Linked DNA regions of Mus musculus: region 2 is linked to region 1. The links are chromatin loops, found by intact Hi-C in ENCODE. Cell type or tissue: heart. All regions are shown on one strand. Each heading gives the region's core, and the rest is flanking DNA. Links, peaks and the distances in the headings are about the cores only. Region 1 overlaps Itprid1 (ITPR interacting domain containing 1). Region 2 has its middle 110 kb from the start of Gm34753.

What was found. Peaks named below come from ENCODE experiments on the same cell type or tissue, not always from the same donor. Only the 100,000 strongest peaks of a DNase experiment are listed, where the experiment ranks them.
Region 2: a loop joins it to region 1, with 5 times the contacts of the local background. A loop is called at or near these places in 2 of 42 quality-filtered maps.

Annotation. Positions count from the first base shown.
Region 1 is chr6:55,968,574-55,979,660 of GRCm38, forward strand. It overlaps Itprid1 (ITPR interacting domain containing 1), which reads left to right. Exons shown (of 14, transcript NM_001081665.1): 11 at 1-236; 12 at 7,015-7,142; 13 at 7,770-7,881; 14 at 9,590-10,025. The coding sequence ends at 9,940. Among named protein-coding and RNA genes, the nearest start is that of Ppp1r17, 43 kb to the right of the region's middle. In heart, for the core only: a CTCF peak has its summit at 4,571 (motif pointing right); no DNase peak of the experiment used is centred there.
Region 2 is chr6:56,472,154-56,480,153 of GRCm38, forward strand. It overlaps a transcript of Pde1c not described here. Among named protein-coding and RNA genes, the nearest start is that of Gm34753, 110 kb to the left of the region's middle. In heart, for the core only: a CTCF peak has its summit at 4,658; no DNase peak of the experiment used is centred there.

The DNA of each region.
Region 1 (11,087 bases), core at 1,175-9,174:
TCTCTTTGGATACAGGTTTTCCTAGTATCTCCGCAACAGGCTTCTGCCACACCATACCTGCCCACTGTTGTGTCTGCTGTCATCACTGCCCCAACTGCCAATGGAGGAGGCAAAGCCCTGGCCCAGAACCCTCTATTTGCAGGCATTCCCTGTATTCACAAGCAGAGGATCCTAAAGTGCAGTTCATGAAGACATTGAAAATACTCCAAGACACTACTGTGAGGGACCTGTGTTCTGTAAGTGTTTCCTCTACAAACTGGGATGGCAGATGCACCAACCACATTCTGACGCTACAAAGATAGTGTTTTTCCTCCTTTATAGCAGAGAAAACTCAGAGCATATCTCTTTTTTTAAGTGTTAGTCATGTTTGTTGAGTGTTTTATAGTTTATGAGATAAATTCATACATTCAAGGTTATAATATCAATTAACCTGTATCATCTCCAAGTCAGTATAAGTGAGAATTCTGACTTTTAAATCCAGTAGGCTATATAATCTTGACTGAGCTATTTAGAGTCTCTAGGGCAGTCATGAAAAACAGTGGAATGGGGACTATGGATGTAGCTCGGTGGCTAAGTACTTGCATACGGCCCTGGGTTTAATGCATTTACATATATGTACATATATATATAGGAATGCATTCCTGTATGCATCCAAATATATATACATATATGTAGAGAATTGACCCATTCCATTATCACAAAATTGTGTAGGGATGAAATAAACCACTCAACATATTTAGAGACTCAATGCAATACTTAACATGGAGAAAGCTCAAGTTAATATTAATTGATAGAGGATTGCAATAGTCATCAATTTTTGTCACTCTTATTATTGATGTATTACTTGAACCTCTGGTGTTATATAAAGAGACTTCTGATCTACCTTTGGCAACTGGTTTAAAAATGAGTACTAGGGTAATGGAACACTGAGTAATGTCAACCTAATCCCTGATTAATCAATTTGTCTACAATGAATCCTTCTAATGTGCCTTTTAAGTCTTTCTAAGGTGGGGGATAGTCTAGGTCTTACAGGCTAACTATCAAGTAAATCTTTAAGAGTATAACATCTGAAATTTCACATACAAAAAGTAAAGGGTGTTGATGATACAGGATTATAGTTGTTTATGAACAGTACAGAGGAACTGGCTTACTAAGTGTCACAGTTCAGTGCCCTTGTGTACCCTTCAACCCATTAATTCCACACACAAAAAATGTACTGACTGTCTATTGTAAACACTTAATTTATACTGTGTCGTCTAATCTTCACTTTCTTAGATGTCATAAATATTCATTGGGTTTCTAGTGTGTGGCAATTCCTCTCTCCTTTGTAAAAGAAGAAACTGGACTGAGAGAGTTTAGGTAATCTTTCAGCACTTTGCAACCACTAAGTGGTGAGTCTCAACTCAAATTCTTAGGCAAAGATGTGTCCAATTTTAAAACATCTAAACCTGTATAAGATCGATTGCGTGAAAGATAAAGGAAATCATCATGTGAACTTTTGACATATAGAACTCTACATAAGCCTAACATAAACCTTGAAATTAATTTTCAGATGGCAAGATGTCAGAAATTTAGAATATTTAAGAATGAGCCAAAATAAAGGCTGTATTACTCATAGAAAGATTCATCTAGGCTTTGTAATTAACTCTGGGTATCTTATTCAGTGGAAGAAAAGGGCAAAGGTTGATGTGTATTTAGGATCCTGGGGTTAAAATAACCAAATCCTGGAGAATGGGCCTGGGGATACAGCTCAGTGGTGGAATGCCTAGGTACCTCAAATTTCAATATCAAGATAAATAAAATAAAATCTAGGAGAGCAGAAAAATCACCACCACACTCATTAACTGCGAGGTTATAAGTACTCTAAGCAACTGTTCTTCCCCACTCTGGCTCATATCAGGTGACATTGCCAGTCTTTGGAGACACCTTACTTGTCACAACTGGAAGGCCAGTGGGTGTTACTGGCAACAAATGGATACAGAGCAGAGAAGCTATTGAGCATGCTACTGTACATGCAAAGGGCAGCCTTACCACAGATCACTCTTTGGTCTAATATGTCAGTGTTGTCCATACTGAAAACCACAGCCCTAGAAAAATAAGCACTTACTTGACTATGTAGTTTATATGCTAATATGTCAGATATGAAAGTGAGCTAAAGAAGGTGCTATTTGAGATCCTATACAGACAGTTAGATCATATAAACAAGTACTCCCATCTGTAATGAGAGCCTGGTTCAGTTATAGTGGTCCATTTCTGTAATGCCATAACTCAGAAGATTAAGGCAGGAAGAGCATCACCAGGTCAAGGTTAGTCTGGTCAACATAGCAAATGCTGAAGGCTACATAGTGAAGCCTCATCTCAAGGATCAATTTTACAAAGAACTATAAATGAAATGATATTTAGTCTTATGTTTTATTTAAGATAACAAGAATGCAATCAAAATTATGTTAAAATTTTCAGGTGAGAAAGTTGTTGGAGACATACCCAATGTCATTTGGTAATCATGATGGTGGGATAGGATACTAAATCTGTTTTCTGATCACATCACACCCACCAATTAAAAATAATGTGCATTTTTCTTGGCAGCGTAAGAAAAACAGTAAAACATGTACTAGTAAACAGAATGTAGAAGACAACTGCATCAAACTGTGTTTGAGAATAACTGTCAATGTGAGGAGACCAGAGAAACTCAGGCATAGGGACCCAAAGTTGGCTCAAAGTTAAGAAAGTTAAGGATGCTGCTTATGATAGTGATAGTGACTGAGTTTGGGTCAGGGGTTTCCCTGAGTATGGAACAGGAAGGGCCTTGGACTTACATGATTCTAGCTGGGTGGAATGATTTGGCGCCTGGAAACAGATGCTCTGCTTCATTTGGCACTACAGCATAGAAAGGTTGTTGTGATCCTTTGTGTAGAATCGCCATCCTCGCACTGGTATGTAGGTGTCAGTATCAGTCTATTGAGTGTGAGCTTTCCTATCTCTCTGCTTGCCCCATGATGTGTTAGCCCTCATCCTCCTGGAGTCTGGAATTATCAGGGGCCGGGGAGGTGGCTCTGTAAAGTGCTTGCTGTACAAGCATGAGAACCTGAGTTTGTAGCTCCAGTATCCACATAAAAACCAGGATATGTGCTGGCACAAGGACCTGGAGGTCAGTGCTGGGGAGGGGGTGCAGAGGTCAGTGCTGGGGTGGGGTGCGGAAACAGGTGGATCCCCTGGAGCTTAATGGCTAGCCATTCTAGCTGAATAGGTAAGCTACAGGTTTATCTAGAGAGCTTGTCCCCAAAATAAGGGACAAATAATACTTAATGTCAACCTCTGACTTATACACACACACACACACCTGCATGTACATGAACATGGACACACGTAACCACAGCAAGAAAAGAATTTGTAAGTATACAGAAAATACAAAGGTAATTGATTTGGCTGATGTGGATATTCCACAGTTTTACTAGATGGCCATGTATTTTTCTTCCTTTAAATTTAAGAGTTCAGAAATACACATTCAATGGGAACAGTAAACTCATGTGGTCATATACACTTACAATGAGTGTTTGTTTTCATACACACACACACACACACACACGCGCGCCTGCACACATCTGCACACACATGTAGATAAGTCCAGGAGCAGGGGATTAGTGAAGAAACTTGAAGAGTAGAAAAGGAATGGGATCTGTGCTGTGCATGAGCCTGGCTGGGCCTGTAAAACCTGGAAAAGGATTCTGCAGGCAATGTGGCTTTAAGTTAAACCCAATGGGATAGGAAATCTATTTAGGACAAAAGTAAACAGAAACTAGGTCATAGGCAAAATGAAGATTATAGACAGAGATGGATGCTACCTGTCTCGTGGCAACAGGCATTCAGAGCAGATGTTGAAAGTCAGAGCAATTTTATGTAAAAATCTTGCCTTGAGAAAACTTTCCCTGCCCACTCTTGTCTTCTCCCCCATGGTGTGTGACACTACAGAGAAACCCACAGCTCGTTCTGTGATAATCCGGTTTACCTAGAAGACCGGTTTGTTGATATGATTAGATTCCTATGTGTACTTTATAACAATAATTTCTTAGTGGAGAACTGATTTGTTCATATAATTAACTTTGTCCATATGAAATTTTGGGAATAGTTTAATTAAGGTATGTTAAGTCAAAGCCAAATGTATTTCCATACTTAAAATAAGATTCCTGAGTATTAAAAATCTGTATGTACAGGCTTAGGTTTAAAAATAGAAATTTTGCAGTGTTTAAAAATGTGAGTCAATTAGAAAGTGAAAGCTCACGTTGTTGGTTTGCTTTTATACTGCTATTCTTACTGTTGAAGTTTAGATTAATGGGTTTCACCAGTAGAGCAGACCCTGTGGGTTTGACCCAGACTTTACTTAGGACAAAAAGACAGAGATGTCACCACACACACACACACACACACACACACACACACACACACACACACACACACCTGTTATTATCCTTGCCAGGGTTTGCTTTATTCTGAAATTAATTACTTAATTAATTAATTATTTCTAGTACTTGGACTAAATTGTGTATTTCTAAATAACCAGGAGGTGGCAGCACTTCAGAATTTTCCACAGCACTGCAGTCTTAAGTCACAAGCTGGCCATCAGCAGTCTCCAAATCTAAGCTCCCTCCACACTCCTGCCATCCAGTCTCAGGGGGTTACCCACACACATTGAGCTGAGCCTTGAAACACAGTGTTAATGATGCTCAGCCTGCTTGAGTATTGTGCTGCATGGCCTGGCCTTGCTGCTCCTTGGTCTTTGAAAGTAGTTACCTGAATTGACTTGAAGCACTGACCAGCTTCCTTCTGAGGGACAGGTGTCTCTTCATGCTGTCTGATCTTGCTTCATTCCATGCAGTGACTTCGTTAGATATTGGGAAAGAAAAGATCAATTAGGTGGTGTGAATTTGAAATATGAGCAGCGCTTTTGACTACAGACACAGACATCAAAGAGTTTTTGTCTACACACAGGTGGGCCTCTGGGTCATGGTCATACAAAGAATCATCCCATACAGATTGCAAAACAAGGGGAAAGCTGATCAGAGATTGGAAAATCAGGACAGTGCCCCCCAGATAAACTAGGCTCAGTGGTTCAAAGACACACAGAGGACATCAATTAACAAGGTGAAAACAGGTTTGATTTAGGAACCGATAGTAAAGGAAAGAACTGGATTTCATTTTGATCTGTGCAGAAGTATTATGGGGATTTTAAGGAAAGGGTGAGAGAGAGAGGGAGAGCAGAGGCTCAGTGGAGCTTGTGCAACAGAAAATGGAAAAAGGACAGATGTGTTTGTAAGCTGGCTGTATTTTAAACTCTTCTAGGTAAAGCAGTAACCAACAAGCTGGCATGATCTTGACCGTGGAATTTTGAGGATAAGTAATTAAAAAAAAAAAGTCTTGGACTTTCCAGAAACAGAGGCAGAGGACGGTGGGTTCTGTGGCCTGGCAGTCCAATGGGTTTCATTTGAGTTACTTCTCCAAAGCCCACAGAATCCTATCCTCCCACAGAGACTTCTAGTTTGAGCTCAATTCATAGGAATGGCTCTCGGGTCCTTAAGAAAGACACTTCTGGTTTGTACAGCATGAGTGTTCACTGCTGTGAGTCCTGAAGAAGGAAGGCTGGAGTCTGTGTTGCTGTGCCTGCCTCCCCACGGTGCTTGTACACTGCACTGCTTGGCACTCAACATCAGCTTCTTCATGCAGCAGATGGAGTCTATTAGAGAGATCCACAGCCAGTCAAAATGCAGAGAGTTAGTGGTACACACACACACACACACACACACACACACACACACACACGGCCCCAAACAGGACATCCATAGTATAACCCCTACATCTAAGGCTCAGTAAACATCATGGAAGAGAGGGTAGAAAGATTGTATGAACCAGAGACTGAAATATCAGCTGTGTGGCATTATGGACATAACAAAGACATTACACCCATAAACTCTCAACAACATGGCTGCCTGCACAAGACCTCAGCTATTTATATGAAATCATTTATGGAGGAAAAAAAATCAAAACCAATGGTCTTACCTCTAGATGAAGAACTAACAGGCAATCAGTGTTTGATGAGAGCAAGAACCATTTTTTTCCAAATACAAGACCCCAACACTAGGTGGTTATTCCTAAATACATGCAAATAGGGGCAACAGTAGTGTGTGTGTGTGTGTGTGTGTGTGTGTGTGTGTGTGTGTGTGTGTGATTTCTGGCAACATTGAGCTTTCTTAGGCAATCACTTTAATTAGATGTTAGTCATCCTAGGGCCATGGCCAAGTGTCTGGTCAACTCACTACAGGTCAGAGTTATTCTCTGTGGATAATTTCAAAGCTCTTAGGTTGCAATAATATATTGAATCAAGAACACGAATAGATAGCACGCATTGAACACTAGTATGGGGAGTGGGACCAAGAAGAGCTCAAGTCTTAATTCTAGCTCCTAGAGAGCATGGATGCCTAACATTTCTCTCAGTTGGTGTTGTTTGACGAGGAAAACAGATCCTGTAGACTTCTGTCTTCAAGGACTGTGGTTATGAAAGGATAAAACTAGGAAAAAAAATCCTAAGCAAATTTTTGAGCAAATACATTTAAGTAAATGTATTCAATGTTGTTGATGCTAAGAGTAATGGGGTACTGGGTACCAACACTGAACAAGATTAAAGGAGACTTCATTCTTCTAAGTGTGAGTCTGCTCTATGGTGATTTTTCCTGTTCTCTCTCCACCTGCTTGCATCTCTGTATCATCTAGGACTAGCTTGGGCTTCCATGGATATAATTAATTCTCATCCAAGTGCCACTCAGCAGCCGCTCCCTTTTGTATTGGTCAAATACAATCTCTAATTTCTTCCCAAGCCACGTGCTGGTGCTCCTTGGTCTCTTCTAAATGTTAGCACTTGGGCTTCTTTGCAAAGGGTGCATTCCAAATGGGAAGAAAGGCAGACTCCTCCAGCCATGTTAGCAGAAAGTTCACCCTTCTCAGGTTGTTCTTTTTTGTTGTCAGTGCACAGTCTACGAGATGGAAACCATGAAGATGGTGTGCCAGAGTTTCCGGGAGCACTTAGAGGAAATCGAGCAGCACTTCATGGGACAGCAGGCACTCTATCCCAGGGACATGTCAGAAGAGGAAAGGTAATTATCTAAGGCAAGCATAAAAGTAAGTACCAGACCACACACCTGGAGCAAGGGAAGGTAATCAGGGCAGGCAGGCCAGATGAGCATGATGGAGCAGGGCTAATGAGCAATCGGCTGGCTCCTTGCTTTCATGGCCTTAGTTGTGCTTTCTCAGTGTGAGACCATGAGAGCCGGCATGGGATGGGTACCCTCATTATTGAAGATTGGGGCTATTTGAGAAGGTCAGAAGAGGGGCAATCAGATGAGAAGACAGGAAAGGACAGCAGGATTTCTTTAATTGATGGGAATGGGACTTGTGCAGGGAGGTATCAGAGTTTAGCCATGTGCATTATTGTCACAGGGGTGGAAAATATCACCAAAATGAATTCATTCACCTATTGCCTATGGCTGTTGGGATAGGTTTTTAAAGTAAAGTTCTTATTGGGGAGTATTGTGTGTTCTTATTTGGGAGACGGCATGTTTTAGAGTTTCATGGTGGTTATCCTTACCCAACTTGGTAACTTTCTTACAAATAATTTATATCATCTTGAGATAGGTAAATGTGGTACATAAGTTATACCACAGTAGGATTTCTCTTTAACTGGTGATGATTTTGAAGTTTTCTTTTCTATTGTCTTTGAGCAGGGAAGAGGCTGAGTACCTGAGGACTTTGCGAGAAGCCCTGAGGCAGCAAGTGGCAGAGCTGGCCTTTCAGTTAGGAGACAGAGCCAGGCAAATCAAAGAAGGGATCCTACTGGTAAGGGGTGTGGCGGGGAATGGACACAGAGTGGGTACATAGTGTGCCTGTCCCCAGCCTACTACTCACAGGAGAGCTGCTCAAATGAGAAGCCAATGGCGGGACAGTTTCAGACTATAATCTTACATATTACCTGGTCACATCTGGAGATTGACCTTGACCTGTCAAGTGCTGGTTGGCTCAGATTTGTAGCTACTCTAAGGTTTCTCCTGCCATTCAAAGGAGGAAGAAGTACTATTAACCCTTTCCCTGTAAAATCAAGAATCCCAACATACTGAATCTGGCCTACTTAGCCAACATAAGCTAGCTCACCACTCCACTTGGCTACTGGTTTGGAAAGCCCATTGCAGAACGTTTGTGCCCCATAGATACCTTTCTGGCAGGTCTGGGGTAGCTATTTAGTGCAAATGTGACAGGTCTCTGTCACTAGCAGTGGACTCAGAGGAACAGTTCTGCTCTGTGTTTTCCACATGCCTATAGTAACCTGAAGCATCCCTCTTTCCCACTAGGGCCTCCATTCAAGTAAAAGCAGAACTCATGACGTCATCAAAGAGAACAATTCCAAGACAGGCAGCATGAATCACAATTTGAGCCTATTACAGATATTTTTAGCACAGATTTTTAACTACAGGAGTTAATTGGGGGACATGTGGGGAAAGAGTAAGACATGCTCACATGTGGAGAGTCCCATTAGGTTTGTTTTAGTAGGCACATATAGGATTTATGTGGTTCTCAAGTTACACTGCTAAAAGTTGTGAATAGCCAACTCCCCCTCTTTAGCATTGCTCAAAGAGAGCAGCTCACAACAAAGTTAAAGTTTACAGAAGGGGCCAGAGAAGTAACTCAGGAGTTAGCACTTGTCTTGCAGAAGTTTAGTGCACAGCATCTGGGAATGGTAGCTCACAACCACCTGTAACTCCACCTCTAAGGGATTCAACACCCTTTGCTTGATCTTTGAACAACTACAAACAGATATGTACATAATTAAAACATATACAAAGAAATTGTAAAAAATCATGAATTTTCTTCTCTGAGCAAACTTGTAAGATCGATTCCTGGGGGATATTGTTTAGGGTTAAGAGTGAGAGGTGAAGAGAACTCATGTTCCCTAAGGGAGCAGTTTATTTATTGTCTTTGGTAAAATGCTTTGTCAAATATATTATTTTGGTGAGCTATTTGGACTTTCTTGGTGATATCTGGTTTCCTGCCTTTCTCTATGGAAAGCAGCTCAGATTCCTGGACCCACACATTTCTCCCCATGTGTCCTAGTTATCTTCTATCACTATGATAAAACACCTTGGCTGAAAGCAACTTGGAGAACAAAGGGTTCATTCGCCTTGCAAATTACAGTTGACCATCAGGGAAAACCAAAGCGGTATCTCATGTCAGGTATCTAGAAGCAGAAGTAAAGCAGAGGCTATGGGGGAATCTCTGCGTACTGCCTTTTTCTCTTCTCCAATACTTGCTCAGCCTGATTGCTTATAACTCAGAACCACATACCCAGGGGTGGCACCACCCACGGTGGCCTGGACCCTCCTACATTTCTTTTTAGGCAATTTGTTAGAGGAATTTTCTTAACTGGGGATGTTCTTCTCAGATAACTCTAGTTTGTGTCAAGCTGATAAAAAACTAACCAGTGTGCCATGTCACCATGGCCCCTATCTTCCTGTCCTGCTCTCTACACACTCCATTTTGTCTTTTCTTTCAGCAGCTAGACCTTCTGTGTGAGGAGCTACCTGAACACTGCGACAATCTGCCACAATGCAACTGGACAGAAGGAAAGCATGGCCAGAGATCATGTGTTCAAACCCATGCTGTGGCCCCTGATCCCACCCTTCCTGCCAGTAGTGGCCAGTGGACTCCCTGCTCTGGGATGACTCAGCCAGTTGCTCTTAGTCCCTCTCACCTTGAGACCAGAGGAGGGATATCTCTACAGTCACCAGCTAGGGCAGAATCAGGTCCGGGTCCTTCACTCAGTCATGTTGGAGAGAAGTCTCTGTTAGACCAAAGTGGGTTTGATGATCTTTGTACAAAATGCAATGTCCAAGAGCAGCTTTAACAAGGGAATCCAAATCCTATGTAGCCTAAAAGCTCTGAATATTTTAATATTCATTGATTGCATGCGCCCACTATGTAACTGACTGAGGTATATTATAGTCACTGAGTAGCATATGATTGCTATCCTGATAGAGCATGTGTCCTAGTGGAGGATGAGAAATGTTTAAACATGCATATGTATCTACAATGAAAAATCAATAAAAAGACAATGTGGCCTTATTTTATGAAAAATAATTATCTGAGTCTGATCAGGTATCTGGAAGGCATGTTTGGAGATGTTGGAGGCATCTGTGAGCAAGACAGAATGTCTTTCCATCACAAGTTAGATAACATGAGGGAAACAAGACAATGAATAAATGCTATTTCCATAAGGCAGTTTGTGGAAGAGTCACTTTCTAAACTGGGAAGAAAGGGTCTCGACAAAGGGACCTATGAGAAAGGACTTGAAAGTAAGACGATGGAAGCCCTACAGAACTCAGGTGCAAGAGCCTGGAAAGCAGAATGGAAGGTTCACAAAGCTGGGGCGTAGAAACAAGCCTTTTGCCAACTGAAGTGAGTGATAAGTCAAAAGGGGTCCGAGTAAGGAACCTGAGTCCCTTCAGACCATGGTCATGTGTCTAAGAGCATATATTCTTTCAAGTGCAACAGAAAGCCTCTGTGAGTGTTAAATGTGGTGTTCAGTGGTCCTATCTGCCTTTACTAATCACAGAAAGATACCACCATGGAGCCCACAAAGAGACAAGGCTACTGGTTATAAGTCTATGTTTGCTGTAGCCCTCAAGTCAAAGGCAACAGTTGTCCAGTTGTTTCCATTCAGCTGTGGGAACAGCATAGCTCCTACTGCAGGGGGGATGCATGAAGGTGGATAGGAAGGCCAAAGGATGAGTCTCTGGAATGAGAGACAGGTGAAAAATGAAAGAATCAGAAACAACATCCTGGGAAGTGCTTGAAGGAAGTTTCTTGTTTGTATGAGAGAATGGGTGCGCAAAGAACACTTCCCAGCTAGGAACCTAAGACAGCATTCTTTTGGAAACTATCTACTTCCAAGACCTGCCCGTTAGCCTGTTTCATTCCTTATCCTCCTGCTTTGGTTGCTATGACTCACTGAGACTCTGCCCCCTGGATCTACTGGATCCACTACTGTACTT
Region 2 (8,000 bases), core at 1-8,000, 500 kb after region 1:
CACACAAAGTCTGCGTGTCCAATGGGCCTCTCTTTCCAGTGATGGCCGACTAGGCCATCTTTTGATACATATGCAGCTAGAGTCAAGAGCTCAGGGGTACTGGTTAGTTCATAATGTTGTTCCACCTATAGGGTTGAAGATCCCTTTAGCTCCTTGGGTACTTTCTCTAGCTCCTCCATTGGGAGCCCTGTGATCCATCCATTAGCTGACTGTGAGCATCCACTTCTGTGTTTGCTAGGCCCCGGCATAGTCTCACAAGAGACAGCTACATCTGGGTCCTTTCAGTAAAATCTTGCTAGTGTATGCAATGGTGTCAGCATTTGGAAGCTGTAAATATCTGCATACATTTTGATTCAACAAACTTTCCTCTTAACCCTGTTTGAACAAAGTTTAACTTTTAAGTACCGTAAGCTTTGACAAACTTCATCTTTATCCAAACTCAATAAAGCATGATTTTATTCCTCTTAAGACTTCATCTTCATGATGGAAATGTGATATTTACTTACAGTTGTTTGAAGATCTGCTTCTTGAGTTTCTCTAATTGGTTCCATTACAGTTAGAGATCACATTCTGCATAATTTCTGTTCTTTTAAATTTCTTAATATTGTTTTATGATCTAAGGTTAGACTATCTTGGGATGTATTCTTTGCATACTTTAGAAGGAAATGTGTGTTTGGCAGTTACTGAATGAACTATGCACATAACAATTAAATACCACTGATTGTTGGTGGTGCTGAGTTCTTCTTTATGCTCTGTATGCTCTATGTATGATTGAAGGAGGTGTGTTGAAGTGTCCAACTATAGTTGTGTAGCTAGCTATCTCTTTCTTGTTTTACCTATGTCAGATTTTGATTCACATATTTTACATCTCAGTTCACTGTTACATAGACATGTGAAAGTGCTGTCTTCTTGGTAGAATGACCACTATCATGACACAATGTTCCTAATGTTTTCTTTATTTGATGATACATTAGAGATTCTCTTTGATTGATGCTAATGTGGCTCTTTTTCCCCATTCTTTGACTTTCAACTTGCTTAAATGGTTTTACTTGTTTCTTATAGGTAATATATAGTTGGTCATGTTTCTTAATCTACTATGACAATATCTCCGTTAATTGCTGAACTTAGATCATTTGCATATAGGGTATTATTCATACTGGAGACATATTTGTTTTGCTTGTTTTTTAATCCTTCTATTCCTCTTGTGACTCACTAGAATGTTTGTGTATAGATTTCTAAGTAGGTATACTGGATTTTGCATCATACATTGGATATACACGGTAATAATAAGTACCAAAGTATATGTCTTCTAGAGTGATTTTTTTGCCAATTCAAGTATAGAACCTTTATATCCACTTATATCCCTGTGGTTGCCCAATTTAAAATAAAATTATGACTATTTAATAGCATCCATAATGATTATATTTGTTTTATGCACCCTTAGAAACACATCGGATAATTGTGATTTCTCTTCAAATACCGTAAGTAATTTAGAAAATCTGAGGTAAGCCCTTATCGACTTGTTCTTGGTATTTCCTGCTCTTCCCTTCCTCATTTCCATGGCTCTTGATTTTAAGTTTCCTTTTGTTTAGGAACTTCCTTTACCCTTCCTTCCGCCTGATTTTTTCTTCAACTTATAACATGTAGATTGTTCCTTTGTTCTGGAGGTCATCGTACTGGTTGCCGGTTTCCTCATTTGTAGTTCTTTCCTGTTATCGCTTGAAGACATTGTGTTTCTGTGGCTCCTGATGAGGAATCTGCCATAACTCAATTTGCTTTCCTTCTACCAGTCAGTTGTCTGTTTACTCTGGCTTCTTCCAAAATTACTCCTGAATTTTTAGAAGTTTGATTAAATGTTTCTTAGCATGAATTTCATTGGTCTTACTCTCTGACACACAAGCAGAAAAATACAGGATACTGCCGCATTACTGCAAAGAGAATGTAAAAATCCAAGGACCCCACTGGGCTGCTACTGTTCCACTGACATCCAAAAAATAAAAGGAGAGGTAAAATTCTTTGTTCCACATATGTTGTCTACCGATGGCACATCATATTGTCTCTGCTACATGTATAGGTCACCCGAATGAAAGGGAGAAAATGCAGCCTTACATCTCAGTGTGAGGTTTATCTGTCTCACACTCTAACAAGAACAGGGGGGATGGGAAAGATGCAAACACTTTTGGAAAACAAATCTATGTTTTAAAAGTCCAATTTAGGAGATTTCAGTTAGTTCACCATACTGCATAACCCAAATTCTTTCATTACATGGGCAGTAAAACATGGTGCCAGCGGCTATGGAAATGATGTGGAATCAGTGAGCTCTACTGACACTAAATTGTCCCTCCATTGCTAGAACCCATAAAATGCTTTCTGTTTATTATAAAGTATTTTGAAATATTTTATTCAGTATTTCTTTATGCATGTAAAAATGAAAGAGTTTTCAAGTTATCTAAACTATCTTTTGCTGGAACCTAAAACATTGCCCTAATTTTTTTTTCACAACAAGAGAGTAGAAGACAAATGAGGAGGGAAGTAGTCAAATCACATCTTCCTTGTGCCCCTGAAGTCAAAAGATTCTAATCTGACCTTTTTTATTGTATGAGCTTCATGCAGGTATCTAGGAGGAAATACTGCTATTTCCCTTATGGGAAAAGAAGCTGGTCTGCATTTAGGCAAAATGTAAGTGGGGGGGGGGGGGGTAGGAGGTAAGATGCTAAGGGCAACGGGGTCTTCAAACACCAACACAATAAAGGAAAGAAAGGTGTTCTGTGTGGGGTACTGGGGTAGTTTACTGGAGGAAGGTGAAAATAAATGGTAAGACATGGAAGAGGGTGAGAGAAAAATAAGAGGTGGTACCCAGGAGGTGGCTGGTGGAAGTGGTACTTTAAAGTGTGCCAGGTGGTAGGGCCACCAAATGGACTGTTAAAAATAGTTCTATGGTTCTAAGGTTCTATCAGGACCCATCCCTAAGAGCCAGAGTCAGCAAATGTAGAATGAATTCAAGAATTTGCATTTCTAGAAAGTTCTTGGGATTCTATGTAAAAATCATGGAGCTGCCATCCCTTCACCTGTAGACATTCTAGAGACACCATTAGGTGAGTGGGAAATAGAAGCTCAGATCCTGAAGAGTGTTGAGGGACCTAGAGCCCAGTACAGGAGCTGAAGTATTGAGAAATACTATGGAGTGTATAGGAGAAATCAAAAAAAAAAAAAAAGCTCAAATTCAGCTCCTACTCCCATACATCTGTTTTGATCTTTACTGCAGGACAATCAACATATGAAATGCAGTTATTTAAAGTGTATATTATGAAATTTTTGGTCATAAGCACACACCTGGGATACCATCCCCACCATCAAAATACTTCTGAACATCCCCATCACCTCCAAAGTGGCCTTTGTTTGGTCCATCTGAATTTTTGTTTCTTCGTTGGTTGGTTTTGGGTTTTGATTTGGTTGTTTTTGGGGGGCCTTGTGGTTTGAAAATGTAGTACTAGCTATTCTCTAATATGCTTTAAGAGTGTACTACTAGGTGGTAAACAGCAGATGTCAACGATTTGTTCATCTTTCACAACCCAAACTTTATACCCACTGAAAATAACTTCCCATTGCCCAGCAATCTCCTTCCCTTCTCTGTTCCTATGAATTTGTCACTTCAACCTACATAAAACCTTGCATGCTGTTGATGCCTTCTTCCCTGAGTTCTCTATATCTCTTCCATTACACATGGCCCTCAGAATTCTGACGGCCTGGCCATGAGCTGCAGCCCTTCTTTCTCATCCTTGATCTCGTCTTGATTCCAGAATCCATCCCTTCCTAACTCAAGCTCCCTTGTCTATGACAGCCATTCCTAGTGATAACAATATAGGAAACTTCTTTGCACCCAAGCATTCTCTGTCACAATTTAAGCATCAGCATATAGAGGACCATGCTCATCTCTGGCTCAACCCTGCCCCAGCACTCATCTCCCAGTGCACATTGCTGCTTCTCCCACACTGCTTCCAGGTAAGGAAATGATTCATCCAGGGCAAAGACCCTCAGTGCTGTTTTTAGCTCCATCAGCCCTAGTTGCCTAAGGTCTTCAACAGAAGATCTATCTCTATCAACATCTATACTTCTCTCTCCAAAATAAGAGTGCCAAATCTACAGACATTACCAATTACCTTCAATTCCTCCTGCTGCTTCTGAAACCACTATTTTGTTTTATTTTTATTTTATGTGTGAAGGTGTTTTGCCTGCATGTATGTCTGTTCAAGGCCAGCATATGGCATATGGTTCAATAGCACTGGAGTTGCAGACAGGTCTGAGCCACTGCATGGGTTTTGGGAGTAGCCCAGGTCTTCAGGAAGGACAACTAATACTTTCTTAACCACTAAGCCACCTCTCTCGTCGAAAAATTACTATTTTTTTTCAATGATTGATCATCTCAGGAAGACATTTTTCTCCCATCTTCTAGGAGAGCAATGGAAACTTCAGAATAAAACTATCTGGCTATTTACACGTTGAGACCACTGCATCCTCTGCATGTTTCTGCAGTTCCCTGGAACTCCTTCACAGTACAAGTCCAAAAGAACATGCAGCAGCCTCTTAGTTCCTGGAGCGCAGAAGCACATCGCGCAGCCCAGGCTTCGTCTGCCCCTCTGTGGCTGGACATGAACACTACACGTGGCTGTTAACCCCTGACAGGGGAAAGAGCTCTTATGTTTTAAGATTAGAAACAACTTTCTCTAACACACCAACCTTTATGATCTCTCCATATATAAGAGGGAATGCCCAGGATAATGATATAGCTTCAGCCTCAGGACAAGGCTCAGGACAGGTGCCATTCTCAGACACCTTAGCAATACTGTTTATAATAAGCCAGTTATTAGGTACTTGCTCTGATTGAGGCCAGGATGATTAAAAGTCAAAGCTAGAGCTTGAAATGCAAGGACAGATGAGATCTGAGGTCTCCCATGAGCGATCCCTAATCCCAGTGTTTCTCTGTGTTGGGCTCATCTCACACGAGTACTGTGAACCATTTTTCCTGTATAGACTTCCCCAACCCCCGGCACCCTCATTTATGTCTAGCAAATAAGCTGTCATGTGACATGTCACCCTTTCAAATCAGGCACATGGCTTAGAAATTGTAGAAGTTACCTACAAGAGAAATCACCCTTTCTGTCCATAAAGGGACTTACTGTTCCAGATCTCCTGGCTACGTGGCTCAAGGACCCTCTTCTCTTTCCACACCAAGGCAAGTGTCAGGAACTCTCACTAAGGTAAATCCTGCACACAATCTCCAGATTATCCATCTTTCTGACTATTACTCAAGAGACGAAAAATAAAAATAAAAGGGATAAAGGCATATCCATCATGCTCATTGAAATACTTATTTTGGAAATAATGGTTCCAGGTAGGAGGACAATGAAAAATGGGACCCGTGAGAAGTGCGTGTTCATTGCAGTGTCTACAATGTGAGCACTTAGTTCTCTGTCATTAGCATACATCATTACAGTTTTATAAAAACCATCTCTGGGAAATCAATCGTAAAATTTGAAACTTTCTGAAAAGTGGGAGAAGGCAGAGTTTAGAGGAATTTCTATAAATAGAGAAATCATAGTTTTAACTTCATGCATTAAGATCACTCTGGTCACGTCACACTTGGATCTTGTCAACCACACTCGGGGTAAAGTAATGATCGGATGAGATATCAACTTTTTGTAAAAGTTATCACCTTCATTTTTTAGATTGGAAATCCAGGACCATAAAATTGAAGAAAAGCAAACATAGCGTTGCAGTAAGGGAATCCCACCTATTTTTATTTAAGACATAACTATTTCTCAACTTAAAGCAGAAGAGGTTTGTAGTGCATTTCTATCACCCCTGTTCTGGCTCCAGCATTCCCGCTGTTTTCACTGCTACCCACTCATTCAGGACATCCACAAACTTGCTATGTGATGTGCGGATCATATGGGTATGGAAGCCATTGAGAAGCTTTTGATGGTTTCTTGCTTATCAAGATCAAGATCTGGACAGATCTGGTGGGAAACAGTAGCCTGACTTGTGATGTTCCTGAGCCCAAGGAAAGGCATCAATCCATCTGAGCTGTAAAGTGTCACTAAGACAGTGGTACAAGTGCACAAACCCACAATCGGTTGCCATGATGCTTTATATGTGGATAGGCTATGCAGCTACAAGCTTCCTTCCTTCAGCACCACTAAACCTCCTCCCTCTGCACTGCGCTCTGGGGATACCCCTCACACAGTGCCTCTCTAAGTATTGTGACAAGAGTCATCTGGGGATTTATTAAAAATGCAGGCCTGGGTGCAAGATTTGGAGTAGGTGTCTGAAGGCTCTGTATCTCTCAAAAGCAAACGTGAAACTTGTCTACTGCTCTGGAAATCAGGCTTCAAAGAGCAAAGCCCTAGAGTTCAGCTTGGAGACCAGAGGTCTTGAGACTAAAAAGCCCATGGCCAAGAGTGCCTCGCATGGGATGGGGCAGAAGAGTAATATTGATGTGATAGTTTGTATATTCTTGGACCAGGGAGTGGCACTATTTGGAGGTGTGGCCTTGTTGGAATAGGTGTGTCACTGTGGGTGTGGGCTTAAGACTCTCACCCCAGTTGCCTGGAAGTCAGTCTTCCACTAGCAGCCTTTGGATGAAGTCGTAGAACTCTCAGCTCTGCCTGTGCCATGACTGCCTGGATGCTGCCATGCTCCCACCTTGATGATACTAGACTGAACCTCTGAACCTGTAAGCCAGCCCCAATTAAATGTTCTTTATATAGACTTTACCAAGACTTATATATAGTCTTCACCAAGACTTGCCTTGGTCATGGTGTCTGTTCACAGCAATAAAACCCTGACTAAGGCAATTAACTAGCAGGAGACTGCATTACTGCTTGAATAACACCTAACAGAATCACAGAGGTGAAGCACATGAGCAAAGGCCTCTGGTGAACACATTCTATGGAGCCCCACAAGAATGAAGCAAGGTTTACTCACGGGAGAAGCGAGCAAGTGGTCTGGCATTCTTGTCTCCTGCTTCATTTGCAACTAGGGAGAAAACAGAGGACATAGTTAAGAACAAGGCACAGCGACGAGTACCCATAAACATCCCACCCAACGAGACTCAGGCCTATTGCCAATGCTATTCATTGATTACCCTCCACAATCTGAAAGTAAAGCCCTGGCGGAATCTAGCTGGTGCCCAGCTAGAAGCTATTCCCGTACTGACTTCCATTCATGGTGCTTGAAGGTGCTCTGCACGCTACTGGAAGAAAAAGGTAATCTGTAATATCACCCAGCTACAAACCCTGAAACCTACAGCAGCAACCTGCCTCAGAGATGTTCTGATCAATAGGGTTACAAATGTTTCAGGAACAGCCAATCACTCTGAAAGCCCGCTCCATGAGATCTAATCCACACCTGACACTACTAATGAAGCCAAGAACTGGAGACTAGATGGGCCTTATGGGAAAACCTACTAGTATTATTCTACTAAATGAACACAGCTATAAAATGACTCTTAATGACATATGTTACAACTGTAGATCAGTGTACCACTCAACCCGCGTCAGAGTATTCTTATTCTTGCAGTAGATGGCCATTAACAAAGAGATCCAAAGAGGCCCCTTGGTATTGCTAACTTTATATGCCCCAATACAGGGGGACGCCAGGGTCAAGAAATGGGAGTGGGTGGGTAGGGGAGCAGGGCGGGGGGAGGGTATAGGGAACTTTCGGTATAGCATTTGAAATGTAAATAAAGAAAGTATCTAATAAAAAAAGAGAGAAGAAAGAGAAAGAAAGAAAGAAAGAAAGAAAGAAAGAAAGAAAGAAAGAAAGAAAGAAAAGGAAGGAAGGAAAAAGAAAGAAAGAAAGAAAGAAAGAAAGAAAGAAAGAAAGAAAGAAAGAAAGAAAGAAAGAAAGGAAGGAAGGAAGGAAGGAAGGAAGGAAGGAAGGAAGGAAGGAAGGAAGGAAGGAAGCCCCAAGGGTGACTTTATGTCCTCTATCTTGTCTCC